Regions from separate parts of the Homo sapiens genome. Here all the other regions are linked to region 1. Evidence: chromatin loops called from intact Hi-C (ENCODE). Cell type or tissue: endothelial cell of umbilical vein. All regions are shown on one strand. Each heading gives the region's core, and the rest is flanking DNA. Links, peaks and the distances in the headings are about the cores only.

What was found. A loop is a pair of places that touch in the nucleus more often than their neighbours do. Peaks named below come from ENCODE experiments on the same cell type or tissue, not always from the same donor. Only the 100,000 strongest peaks of a DNase experiment are listed, where the experiment ranks them.
Region 2: a loop joins it to region 1, with 8 times the contacts of the local background. A loop is called at or near these places in 5 of 110 quality-filtered maps.
Region 3: it touches region 1 in a loop (12-fold over the local background); 53 of 110 quality-filtered maps call a loop at or near these places.

The regions. Positions count from the first base shown.
Region 1 is chr5:94,966,403-94,971,192 of GRCh38, forward strand. The region is part of intron 2 of MCTP1 (multiple C2 and transmembrane domain containing 1); the gene reads right to left. Among named protein-coding and RNA genes, the nearest start is that of MCTP1-AS1, 9.9 kb to the right of the region's middle. In endothelial cell of umbilical vein, for the core only: CTCF peaks have their summits at 2,277 (motif pointing right) and 2,938 (motif pointing right); DNase peaks (open chromatin) are centred at 2,339 and 2,939.
Region 2 is chr5:95,175,514-95,180,303 of GRCh38, forward strand. The region is part of intron 1 of MCTP1 (multiple C2 and transmembrane domain containing 1); the gene reads right to left. The region is part of intron 4 of LOC105379085 (a long non-coding RNA gene); the gene reads left to right. Among named protein-coding and RNA genes, the nearest start is that of MCTP1, 110 kb to the right of the region's middle. In endothelial cell of umbilical vein, for the core only: a CTCF peak has its summit at 2,755 (motif pointing left); a DNase peak (open chromatin) is centred at 2,828; H3K27ac peaks cover 922 bases.
Region 3 is chr5:95,237,202-95,241,991 of GRCh38, forward strand. The region is part of intron 1 of MCTP1 (multiple C2 and transmembrane domain containing 1); the gene reads right to left. All of the region lies in intron 6 of LOC105379085 (a long non-coding RNA gene), which reads left to right. Among named protein-coding and RNA genes, the nearest start is that of MCTP1, 45 kb to the right of the region's middle. In endothelial cell of umbilical vein, for the core only: a CTCF peak has its summit at 1,958 (motif pointing left); DNase peaks (open chromatin) are centred at 1,550 and 1,940; H3K27ac peaks cover 1,959 bases.

The DNA of each region.
Region 1 (4,790 bases), core at 1,142-3,641:
GTTTAATCACCACTATCTCAGTGAGTCTACTATTGCCTCCATTTTATAGATGAGAAAACCAAGAAGGGTTAATAACTTGCTCCAAGTCATACAGTTAATAAGGATGTGGCTGGCCGGACGCGGTGGCTCACGTCTGTAATCCCAACACTTTGGGAAGCCGAGGCAGGGGAATCACAAGGTCAGGAGATCAAGACCATCCTGGCTAACACGGTGAAACCCCGTCTCTACTAAAAATACAAAAAATTAACAAGGCGTGGTGGCGGGCACCTGTAGTCCCAGCTACTCAGGAGGCTGAGGCAGGAGAATGGCGTGAACCTGGGAGACGGAGGTTGCAGTGAGCCGAGACTGTGCCACTGCGCTCCAGCCTGGGCGACAAAGCGAGACTCTGTCTCGAAAAAAAAAAAACAACAAAACCAAGGATGTGGCAGGGCCCAAACTCAATCTCAAATCTGAGGGCTAGTTCAGCTAGTGCTTTTTCTTGCACATGATCACAAAGCCTTCTCCCATTTCAAAGTGTTGTTACAATGATCTATTTCTTTGTTCCCCTCAAAACTAGGAATGATCATTTTACAAAAAACGCACTCGCACAAAATCTGGCCTTATTGGGTTTCTCTGCAGTTATTGGTAGTACACAATGTCAACTTCATTTAGTTTGGCTATTATGTAAAAATACTGATACAACTTTTAGTAATTTAGCACAGAGGCCTATACACTCAGATGTTAATCTTTTTGAGAAGCATTTTGCTTCTTGCTCCCTCCCAGAAACATTTTTTCTCAACCACTGTGTAGGTTAAGTGTCAAAATCCCCTGAAGGTTGGGTAGAGATGGTTCCTAGAATCCTGCTGGGTGGTCTGCTGGGTCTTAATGGTACCACTTCCATTATAAAAGGGAACTTAGATCACTATAGCTAACATTTATTGAACACTTATTATATCAGCTATCACACACCACGTAACAAGCCAATGTGATGAGTTCTATTGTTATCTTGAGTTCACAGCTGAAGAAACTGCAGCATGAAATAAGGGAGTAAATTCCCCAAAGTCATACAACTAGGCTGCTGGAACCTGAACTTAACTGCTACACTAGGCTGTCTCCAAACACAACACTTCTCATGCTGGGTGTCATATCCCTGATGACACTGTAAATATCCAATGGCTTGAAGAAGTAAAATGTCAGCTAACAAGAGTAGATTGAAGAGTTAAGTTAAAATTCAAGGACAGATTTTTCAGTCTGCAATAGACACAGAGATGTTCGAGACTGGTGTCAGAGAGAGACAGAGGCTGCTTGTTAGGATCTCCAAAAACGTATTATGATGGCGCAATATTTTATAAACGTGTGGTCTTGGTCACAGGGTGACCTGGTTTAAAAGTGGTAAATATGTCAGCAAATTTCATTAGCACAGGAAAAACAGATCCAGGCGAACAACTCTTGGTAGTTCGTCATCTAATTTTCTCTGCTTTGTTTTGACTTCATAGGATAAAATTTGCTACATTTCTCTTTCCAACCATCACTTAGTGGCTTTTAGGTACTGTTATTAAAATTTCATAATTTTAATAGCCAAGTATTAAAAAGAAATTTCTAATCATTTTCAAATTCTTAACTTAGGGGACTTTTAGTGATTGAGAGTCCTTAATATTTCAAGACCCTCAGCTTGTTGTGATTCCAACATGGGTAACTGGAGACATTGTTCTTTTAATTTAGGTTCAGTGAAAGATTTTTAACTAATGCACTAATCTATGTTTGAAAGTGTTTTTACCAAGTATATTTTAGCAAGATATTATCTGATGACATTAATAGCTATTATTTATTTTTTAAAGGAGTTATATGGTCAAGTATATTTGGAAAATACTGGTTTAGAAGAAAATTAAATAGATTCCTTTTCTGTAGCCTTTAAATAATTGAACGTTCACTATGACTTTCCAAGAAGGAGGCTTGACAGGCATCACTTACTAAGTTTTTTTGACTATGAGGCCTACTTTTCTTGAGTGCATCTTTTAGGACCAACAATCCTTGGATCTCTCTTTGGGAAATGTTACTTCCTTATATTTCATTATAGGGAAATTACACGTTTTCAAGATTATATTATTATTGACTTTACAGTGGATTTAAATAATTTTATTGTAATAGAACTCCCAGGAAATCCAAGTCACTAATATGTGGTATGTGGTTAATCTTCAATAAACATACTATACAAAAAGGATTTAGTTTGTTGGTTCGAAAGACTCAAAAAAATCAATAGCTTCATATGCCAGTGCTGTTTTGTTGCAATATTGCATAAAACCACAAGATGGCAATAGTACTTATCAAATTAAAGAGAGGCCTGTGGTTCTGCTATTGAAACCAAAGGTTAGAGCGCCTTGCAGGGCACACTTTGAAGTTCCCAGGCATTTTCTGGCAGCATATGCTTTGTTGTTATTATCTGGACCATTACTTTCATTGACATACTTTTTATGACGATAAATGAATTGAAAACAAGTCAAAAAGTACGAAAGATGAATCTAGAAAGTATTCGCCCTACAGTAAAATTCAGATTTTGTTATTAATGTCATATTCAAGAACAACCTTTCACATATTCATTTTGTCAGGTAGCCTTAACTTTAGAATTTGTTTATAAAAACATTATTTTGTAATTATAAATTCCATGGTCTAAAAGTTCTAGACTATCCTAGACCTAGGAAATATCAATTTTTTCTAAATGCTGGAATAAAATTCCTTTAAAAAGAGGAATTGGACGGTTTCTATAATGTTTACTCATGTAGCAAAGGAGTACATGTTCTTAATGCTATATTTATTTATTTTTTACAAGGCAGGATACTGATGGGCACTTCAACATTCTGTGTAATATTTAAAGCCTTTTATGTTATTTAAGACAACACAACTAAACGTGGTCTGAATGTGTCCATTTTTATGTAGCAATAAACACAGCATACACAAGATGGCAGCCTATCTTCCCTTAAACTAGTATTAAAGATATTTAAAATGTAAATAGCTGTCTATTAATGATACTCTTGCTTTTCATTCTCAGAATAAATAAGCCTCCTGGTTAACAAGTTTAAATCAGTCTCATTCCAAACCTAGCACTTAATGAAACAGAAACAGCTACTCACGTTTTGGGAAATCTACAACTACTCAATAATGCTAAGTCTTCATCGAAAACAATGCCAAATTGCAACTCAGTGTCACAAGAAGAAGGAGGAGGAGGAATAAGAAAAAAGACAAAAGAAAAAAAGCAGTGAACACATATATTGTGGGGACAGTTAAAATTTAAGCTGGATCTTTCTGAAGATAACTGATCTTCCTACAAATATTTAAAGCTAGCTACCTTTGCTGTCCAATTGTAACAGAGGGTATCCTTGTAGAATAAGGTCCTTCACATTTGAGAGGTTGTAAAAATAGTGACATTCAAAACATCAGTGATTTAAAAATCTTCAAAAAGGGTACCTTATGGATGTGTTAAAATAATTTCCATAAGCTATTCTATTCCCTCATTTTTTGCTGGAGACTTGTTATGCCCTAGGATGGAAATATTTCATAATGCTAAATAACTAAATATATTAAAATTTAAATGCAAGAGGTTTATAATCACAGGTGGCTTCATATAATAAAATAAAAGTAAACCAACATTTTTTCCATAATGAACATGAATATTCCAATGAATTTAAAATTTCTGGTAAGTTACCATGATATAGCACATAGATTAATTTAAAATAATAGTATGGTAAAGTGTAGCATAGGATGGCACTAGGTATATTTATTTCCTGAAGAGTAGTAGAAGGCAGTTCAGGTAACCTTTAGGCTTAGTTTTCTCTCCTAAATGCAGAGTTGAAGACATGCAAGACGAAATTATTCATGTTGTATCCCAAATATAACATGAATAATTTGGGATACATATGTATGGATGTATTTGGGATATACTTATTCATACAACTTATTCAAATTTGGGATATATATGTATGGATGTATTTGGGATATACTTATTCATATAACTTATTCAAATTCCCTTTCATATCTGACATAAACAGCAGGTGGTATCTAAATGCAATTTTCTGATAACTTCTGGAAGTTTAGGTAAACGAAAATATGGATTGCTTTAATTTTGAATGTAAGTTGTATATTACTTGGTGACATTGAGCAACTACAACAACTATCCTAGATGTCATTTTTTCCAAAGGGCCTTACTCCTGTCTCCTCCAGGAATTCGCTCTATGACTGGTAATTGACTCAGTGACTCAGTAGATACAATATATAGTACTATTAATTTTTTTTACCGAAAGGAAACTATTTTTCCTGAGAATTCTGCTGAAATATGCTACCATGTTTATATAGCCATCCTAACAAAAAATCACATCTAAAAAATTAAACGTTTTTTAAAAGAACTTTAACTTTCCTATTTAAAAAATCAGAATATTTTAAAAAATAGACCCTAAAGTATTACGCCTCTTCAATCCTTTTTTTTTTTCTTGGCTATCCCAATACTTTTCTGAAATTGTTTCCTTGAGTGTCACCAATAACTTTTAAAAATTCATCAATTTCAACGGGCTTTTCTTCGTTTTCAGCCCTTTTCATCTGTGGGTCACACTGGGTATTATTAATTGCAATGATTCTGGGATTTTCTTCTTATTTGGATTCTGCAGTCCCAGTACTCCTATAGCCAAAGAGTTAGTTGTGTCTATTGTCTACATGTCTACAAGAACTATGATCTTAGAAAAGTCACTTAGGCTCTGTTGTATACAGTTTTGTATCCTTAAAATGAGGGGATTTCCCAAATTTCTCTGAGGGTCTCTGATAAG
Region 2 (4,790 bases), core at 1,527-4,026, 210 kb after region 1:
CATGGAAGGAATTAAAAGAATATCCAAAGTAAATTCTCCTCCTACCACACAATAAACCCTGACTCCCATAACAGAAAAATCCACTTGCAAATCAAATTCTAAAGCATTCTAAAGGATGGCTTTGGTGAAGACTGCTTGAAATAGCTTATGGGTAGGTCCAGATTTTCAGCACAACTGGATTTTAAGTGTAAGGAGAAATGCCTTTCTGCAGTCCTGTTTCCTCTACGTAAACAAGGTGTCCTCAGCACGGCCCTCAGAGGCCCACCCACTCACACCTGCCAGGATGTTGCTGGCCTCCAGCACATGCTTCCCCCAGTGAATTCAGTTCACTCCAAAAGAAAGAAAAATTACATAAGGTTTTCTCAAAACCAAACAAAACAAAAACATAAAAAACTGACATCTCTATTACCCTTTTGTTTTCCAGAAGTGCTAGCAGAATATCAGGATAAGATGGACAAAACGCAGGCTGAAAGGCAAGAAATCTGGCTCTAACACCAAAACCTCATGCCAGCGTTCTGAGTCTGCATTTCTTCCCTATAAAATACTGGTGATTCCTATTTATAGGCCTTCTTGCCTCCTTGAGAAAATCAAATGAGCTACTTGATGTGAAAGGACTTAAAAACTATCTTTGTTATTCTAATTGATAAAATGTATTTTTTTTTAACAAATATTTGTTTAGTATGCCCAGCACTATTCTAGGTCTGGGGCACATAAGAACGAGCAGTAGTAGGCCATGCGTGGTGGCTCACGCCTGTAATCCCAGAACTTTGGGAGGCAAAGGTGGGCAGATCACTTGAGCCGAGGAGTTCGAGACTAGCCTGGCCACCATGGTGAAGCCCCATCTCTACTAAAAATACAAAAATTAGCCAGGTGTGATGGCACACACCTGTAATCCCAGCTACTGAGGAGGCTGAGGCAGGAGAATCGCTTGAATCCAGGAGGCAGAGGTTGGAGTGAGCTGAGATTGTACTACTGCACTCCAGCCTGGGCGACAAAGTGAGACTCTGTTTTAAACAACAACAAAAACAGCAGTATTGATATAAAGTCTTTTTCTCCAATAAGTTTTCATTTAAAAATACATATACATACTTTGGGAGGCCAAGGAGGATAGATTTTGTGAGTCCGGGAGTTTGAGACCAGCCTGGCCAACATGCCAAAACCCTGTCTCTACTAAAAATACAAAAAATTAGCTGGGCATGGTGGTGCATGCCTGTAATGTCTGTAGTCCCAGCTAATCAGGAGGCTGAAGTGGGGAGAATCACCTGAGCCTGGGAGATCGAGGCTGCAGTAAGCCAAGATTGGGCAACAGAGTGAGACACTGTCTCAAATATAAAAAATAAAAATATATATATACCTACATTTTTTTTTTGAGACAGAGTCTTGCTCTGTCGCCCAGGCTAGAGTGCAGTGGTGCAATCTCCGCTCACTACAAGCTCAGCCTCCTGGGTTCACGCCATTCTCCTGCCTCAGCCTCCCGAGTAGCTGGGACTACAGGCGCCCGCCACCATGCCCAGCTAATTTGAGAGAGAGAGAGAGACATGAAATACACATACATAATATATACACATAATATATATTAGGGTTATCCGGAGAAACAGAATTAGGGTGTGTATACATAGAAATATATATTTATTTTTATATCTATATTTATATATTTATATTTACATGTACCCACATACACACAGAGAGAAAGAGATTTATTTTAAGGAATTGGCTCCTGTGATTGTGGAGATTTAATGAGTCCAAAATCTGATGAGTTGGGCCCTAGGCAGAGCTGTAGGGAAGACTCCAAAGGCAATGTGCTTTTACAAAACTCAGATAAATTGTATGATCTCCGGTTTAATACTCTGTCTGAAAGTCCATCTAAGATTTAGAAGTTGAAATAATTCTATGATCCATTGGCTGGATTAATGAAGTTATGTTTAATGGTAGAAAGCAAATATTCACATTTTCATTTAAGTCCCCAAGAGAATCACGGTTATCTGGAGCATTAAAAAAACATTAAGCATTAAGAGTAGTATCTTAAAAGCTCTATTATCCAGTTATATCACTGAGCGACAAGAAACATAGCTATATGCTTTGCCATCTGTGCATGAGCTGAATAACAGACATGCAGTGAAAGGAGTAACGTGATTGGTCACTGATCAAGTTGCACATTCGTTATTTGCATAGTGATTTGTGGACTGAAGAGGTAGCAGTTGTGCTTTATTGCAATTACCACAGTTAATGTACACTGACTGGTAACCAAAATTGGAATTTTGCTTGTGTCTATTTAAAACCCAAGCTGGTTGAGATCATATAAGGAATTACTAGACAGAAAACAGGAGGAAGTTAAGTACTATACCAGGTGGGATCCCAAATTGTAGAGGTAAAATAGGAAAAATTTAGTAAAAGAGATTACGATAAAGCAGTCAGTGAGGTGGTGGGAAAGCAAAAAAATGTAGTGCCTACAAATCAAATTTCTGTAGTGTTTTGAGAATGGGGAAACTCTTGACTTTGGTCAGCATGCTCCTAAGTGGACTGCAGGCTATGTGGGAACTGGGTGAGGCCTGTGACTGCCGTCTTTCCCCCACTTCCCTGGTGACCTGTGTGACTCAGCAAAGGCAGCCATAATCCCCCTGTGAACATACCTCCATTGGGCTGAGAACCACACTCCCATCCCCCACAGCAGCTGCAGCAAGGCCCACCCAAGGAGACTCTGAGATCAGACAGGCCTATCCTTGTCCCCACCTAGTGGTCTTTCTCTGCCTGCCCTGGCAGCTGAAGACAAAGAACATAATCTCTTGGGAGCTCTATAACCCCACCCACTGCCTGATCCTGCTTATACAGCTGCAGCTGATACGCTCTGGAAAATGAGACAGAGTCTTGCTCTGTCGCCCAGGCTAGAGTGCAGTGGTGCACTCTTGTGTTCCTGGCTGAAGGCCAACCAACACAAAACCAGCACACTAAAGAAAAATACAAGCAAGGACCCACACAGAGTCTATTTCACTTTGCAGACATTCCTTAGTACCAGCTCAGAGCCTGGTAGGCTCTGCTGGGTGACTAGACCCAGAAGAGCAAAAGCAATCACTGCAGTTCGCCTCTCAGGAAGCCCCATCCCTAGGGGAAGGGGGAGAACACCACATCAAAGGAGCACCCCATGGAGCAAAAGAATCTGAACAGCAGCACTTGAGTTCCAGATCTTCCCTCTGACATAGCCTATCCAAATGAGAAGGAACCAGAAAAATAATTCTGGTATTACGATAAAACAAGTTTCTTTAACATCCCCAAAAGACCACACCAGCTCACCAGTAATGGATCCAAACCAAGACAAAATTTCTGAATTGCCAGAAAAAGAATTCAGAAGGCCCATTATTAAGCTAATCAAGGAGGCACTAGAGAAACGTGAACTCCAACTTAAAGAAATCAAAAACATGATACACGATATGAGAGGAAAAATCTTCAGTGAAATAGATAGCATAAATAAAAAACAATCACGACTTCTGGAAATCAAGGATACACTTAGAGAAATGCAAAATGCATTGGAAAGTCTCAGTAATAGAATAAAATGATCAGAAGAAAGAACTTCAGAGCTCAAAGACAAAGCTTTTGAATTAACCCAATCTGACAAAGACAAAGACAAAAAATATTTAAAAATGAACAAAGCCTCCAAGAAGTTTGGGACTATGTTAGGCATCCAAACCTAAGAATAACTGGTGGTGTTCCTGAGGAAGAAGAGAAATCTAAAAGTCTGGAAAACACATTTCAGGGAATAATCAAGGAAATCTCCTCTGGCCTTGCAAGAGATCTAGATATCCAAATACGAGTAGCTCAAAGAACATCCAGGAAATTCATTACAAAAAGATCATCATCTAGGCACATAGTCATCAGGTTATCTAAAGTCAAGATGAAGGAAAGAATCTTAAAAGCTGTGAAGCAAAAGCATCAGGTAACCTATAAAGGAAAACCTATCAGACTAACAGATTTCTTAGCAGAAACCATACAAGCTAGAGTAATTGGGGTCCTATTTTAGCCTCCTTAAACAAAACAATTATCAACCAAGAATTTTTTATCCAGAGAAACTAGGCTTCATAAATGAAGGAAAGATACAGTCTTTTCCAGACATAACAAATGCTGAGAGAATTCACCACTACCAATCTGGCACTACAAGAACTGCTAAAAGGCGCTCTAAATCTTGAAACAAATCCTCAAAACACACCAAAATAGAACCTCCTTAAAGCATAAATCTCACAGGACTTATGTAACAATAACACAATGAAAAAATAAACAAGGTATTCAGGCAACAAATAGCACAATAAACAGAATAGTAGCTCACATCTCAATACAAATACAGAATGGCAAATGGATAAGAATTCACCAACCAAGTTTCTACTGTCTTCAGGAGACTCACCTAACACATAGGAACTCACATAAACTTAAGGTAAAGAGGTAGAAAAAGATATTCCATTCAAATAGAAACCAAAAGCAAGCAGGAGTAGCTATTCCTATATCAGAATAAAACAAACTTTAAAGCAACAGCAGTTAAGAAAGACAAAGAGGGACATTATACAATGATAAAAGGACTAATCCAACAGGAAAATATCACAATCCTAAATATACATATGCACCTAACACTGGAGCTCCCAAATTTATAAAACAATTACTACTAGACCTACCAAATGAAACAGAAGGCAACACAACAATAGTGGGGGACTTGAATACTCCACTGTCAGCACTAGACAGGTCATGAAGACAAAAAGTCAACAAAGAAACAATGTAGGAGGCAGTCACTATTTTCCCTCTCCATTCCC
Region 3 (4,790 bases), core at 1,010-3,509, 270 kb after region 1:
GTCTGGAGGATGTAGTGTGTGCTACTACTCAGCCCCTTAACCTTTTCCCAGAACCAGCAGGCACCATGTCTGAGCCTAGACTGAAGCTCCCCAGAAACATCCAGGAGAGTGGCTGTGAAATATTAGGTTGGTGCAAAAGTAACCATTAAAAGTAACGGTTTTTGCCATTAAAAATAACGGAGTAAGTAATAGACCACTAGGGACATGCGGTGGGTTGGAACTCTGGTAAGACGGACCTCAAACCAGTACATTAAGAACTGCTTCAGTTCCTCTAGGCACGACTGAGATAGGAAGCCCCATCCTAAAGCTCCTGGGTGGCTACTTGCTGCCTCCCTCAGGAACCTTTGCTAGAAGTTATGGCTGCTCTTTCACAGCAAGAAAACCAGAGTTGAAAGGGAGAGAAAGAGTCCATGTTATTTCCCTGGCAAATTGCAGTGGAACACAAGAGAGGAAAATAAATGCTCACTAACTCCTTTGATTCATTAATAAAACATGATGAGAAAATGTATAATTATAATTCTTGATATTTCTCTTCGAAAATTCATTTTCGTGATCCCAGCCTCTTTTTTTGCTTTATTCTGTGAAACATCTAGTGGGACTTGTAGAGATTGGAATGGGCAATTGGCAAGCTGCAAGTAGCCTAAGAAATAGCATTTACCTTGGGTAATTCACCATGATCCAGAGCCTTGTTTTTGACTCTGCTAAGACAGAGCCTGATTCCTTCAGCATGCCACACGAGATGCTGGGCCAATCTGCAAACCATAACTGACATATGGATCTGAATATTCACATTGATATGACCAGTACATTCTCTGCAGTAGCAAATCTATGAAAGGCCAACTCATAAACCAAATGTAGCAGAAGCAGCATGAAATCGGAACAAGGGAAATTTGTTAGTGATTCAAAATTTTAGAAGAAACAAACATCCATCGCCATGTGAGAAAGTCACAAGAATTGACGTTCCCATGCCGGTCTCCTTGGGCAGTTCTTAGGCCAGCCTCTCCACAGTTTCTTTCTCTGACTCTCCGCTACCTGCAAGGAGGTTTCAGTCTGAGCAGCCATCTGTCTTTGGATTGGTATATTATTATTAATCATTAAATACGTGAATCTTTCAGTTAGTTTATAGTTAACTCTTAATCATATACCAAATGTAATAGAATTGCGTTTTTGCTACATTCTGGGAGAGGCATTCTGATATTTCTATCTCTCTGCTTTATGTTGATTTTATACTTTTGCATGGGGGCTAACACTGTTTCCAACTTTTTTCATAACACCTCATTGTTACTCCTAAACATCACAAAAAATTACGCAGATGCCAAATCAATGTGTCACTCATATCAGAGTTCACTTGCTCAGTCCAGGATCCAGGACCAGCCTCAGAGAGGTTGGACCACAGGCACACATAGCTCATTCAGGAAAAGCAGAACTGCCGTCACAACCTTTATAACCGAACATGCAGCAGGAATCCTGGAACAATGCATGATCACTAGTCGCCTGATACCAAGCCTCATATTCTTCCAATTAGTCCTTAAAATTATTCTCATTCTCATACCAACTACATTAATCATACAATTCCTGGATGACTACAGACCCCTAAGCCCTCACTATTCCACCACCTTCCACACTGCCACCAGCATACATACACAAGCACACCGCGTATATGCAGCACATCTAACTCAGCACAAGCCTTGCTCGGTATAATCTCAATTCCCTTGTATTCTCTGGGGAGAGATGAATGGCATCCTTTTTGATTTCAGTATACATGTAGCTATGACAAATTTCCATCTTTCAGGGAATTTACAAAAGCTTTTTGGCTATCATGCATCTAACTGTACCACCCAAAACAGATTTTCTCAAAAAGGGGAGAAAAAACTTGGTCTCACATCTCACTGTTACACAAACGTAACATTTGGTCTCGTAGAAGAAACATTAAAAAGGCCATTGAGCCCTCCAGTGGCAAAATTCTGAAAATGTTATGATGCACATCTAAGCACCCTGGAGAAATCTCCTGAAGACGCGCAGAAACAGAATAGGCAGTCTTAAATCAGTTTAGGCTTTGGGGGTTTTCAAGTTCCTAAACTTTCTATGACCACAATTAGCCCAAATTATGACAGTGATCATTGTCCGAGCACTCAATTTTCTGGAAAAATCTCTTCCAGGTAATGCCTTAATGGAAAAGCCCTCTCAAATTTATTTCTGTGCTTTAAGGTTTATTTATTTTGACAGCTGTAGATTTTAATAAAGAGTTTAATTAAAGATGTTGCCACCAGACATATCTGATGAGTCTAGTTCTGGGGATGAATTATAAGACTTGTGAAAATCAAACAAAACAGAAACAGGAGTCATTCCTAGAGGTCTGTAATTGAAGACTAAATGTCTTAATTCAGAGGCTACCTGGCTTGGGTTAAAGATGTTCAATGACTTTGCTAATTATTTTCTCTTGATATAGGTATTTTCCAGTATTAAGTTACAGAAACTCCTGGGTACATGTTTACTACTCTCTTCTTTGCTTTTCTAATTTCTAAAGGACTGAGAGGGTGGAAAGAGGTGAGGGTCACTTGCTTTTGATAGTTGATTAGGACAGATGATCTCTCTTCCTATGAGGCTCTTCATTTTATTATACCACTGTATCTCTCTCCTCACACTTTTTCTAACATTTTCTTCTTCACATTTTTAATTTTTTTATTATGTCAAATTGAAGATTTCTTACATATGTTATTACACATTTTTATCCAATTTTTCCTCCTCATGAAATTTTGAGTCATAAAGTTTTCTATATGGGTTAACGATTCTACAAAGGTTGGAAATATACTATGATCTCATCTGTATTATTATTCTTTGCATTGGCATTTAAACTTTTATAATATATATTTATTTACATACAAATTTCATAATTTTTATAACTGTATATGTATTGAAAACATATAATGTTCTTCATATAGTTAACTAGCGAAATCAGTATCTCTTAATGTTTGTACAATTTGCCTATTTCTATTTAATTTTTTGGAATTCAACATTTGACATAAAAATAACATAAGGCTATTTTCATTTTAGGTTATATCTACAATGCTTACCTGCATTTAAAAGCTGATATTCAGATACTGACCTTAAGTTTGAGAATCATGCCTTGCACACATAAGAGATGTAGTAGTATAGATTAGATATGATGCTAACCTGGTGTTCACACGCAAGTTCAGGGATGGCAGAAACAAAGTGAAGGTGGGCATTTGCTCTTGAGCTTTCAAAGGCTGAGAACTTCTCAAGGTTTGGGTGGAGCAGTGAGGCCAAGGCTGAACTTCAATCCATCCCTAAGCCCTTGACAGTAATTTCTGGTCTGCTTCTGTTCCCCTCACTGCACTATGGACCTTTTGAGGGTAGATGCTTTACCTTATTTGTCTAGGATAGTGTTTGACAAATAGTGAATATTCAACAGACTTTTAAAAATATTCAGCAAACATATCTATCAAATCAGTGCAGGCTTATTTTTGTGAGATCTTTGTTAGGTGTGTATAGGCTGGCAGGTTTAAAACTTGGTCATGTACACTGAAGTCTTAGCAGTGTGCCATTTTAGGTTTAATCTAAACATTCCTCTACCTTTAGAATCTCTTATCTTCCTTTTATTATCCACATTCTTTTCATACTTACAGCTTAAATTCTGACTAGTTAAATCCTCGTATTTCCTTTTTTGTTGTCTTCTCTCTCTCTCTCCCTCTCTCTCTCCACCCACCTCTTTTCTTCATTTTAATTGAGAGAGACTACATATTAGAAAATATCCTAGTAGGATATTTTATACTATAAAATTATTTACCATCTTTTATTCTAAACCAACCAGAGATTCTAATTTTGGGGGGTACTTTGTTTTAAATTCATTTATTTTTATGAAACCTTATTGAGCACATACTATATAATAAGGTATTGCTCTAGGTACAGTTATAACTATTGAAATCTAGCTTTATTAGGAAAAGAAACTTTTAATTAGCCAAATATCTTCTCTATTATTATCCTTCATATTCAGTAAACCCTATCCATGTGGGAAATGTGCATCCAAAACATTGACATCAGTCTTTCCACACAAGTCAAGATCTTTCTCACATCTCAGTATGGCAGCTGCTTTGCAGGACAATGTCATATTTGTAACTCAACTTATGGTCTCTAAAATGAGGATAATGCCATTATTTTTAGAACATTAAGAAGTCTGCATAGGAAGATAACTGTACAACTCATTTCCTTTAAACCATAGCAGCTTGAAAAACACATAGACTTGGAGATTCCTCTGAATTCACAAGAGCCAGAAGTTTTAAACTACACCTAGAGCCTCATCCTGCTAAAGCTTAGCCAATATTTTAGTGGGGGAAAGCATCTCAAAGACCACATTATTCTTACATTAGGCTGTTAGCAATTTCATAACATTTATACCATATTTCTATTTGCTCAAAGTTCTCCCTCAGAACATAGTGCTCCTGCAAACTTCTGAAGTAATTTTCCCCAATTAAATTCCTAAGAAAATTGAAATCCTTCAAATTTTAGTAGCTGTAAAACTCCATTTACACTGGCATTACAGTCTATTTCTACCTGGCAGCAACATTCATCAAACACCTACATGCTACTGTATAGAAATGAGTCACTTCCCCTTCTGGGGGAGATTTAAAGCACAATTCCGCAAAGCAAAATAGTCTGAAAAGCTAGAAAGTTACATGCTTTCCAAAAAAGGAAACACTGAACCACAGTCTCTCACTGAGTGAAAATAGGCAAAGAAAATAAAAATATAAAATGAGTATAAAGTTTAATGA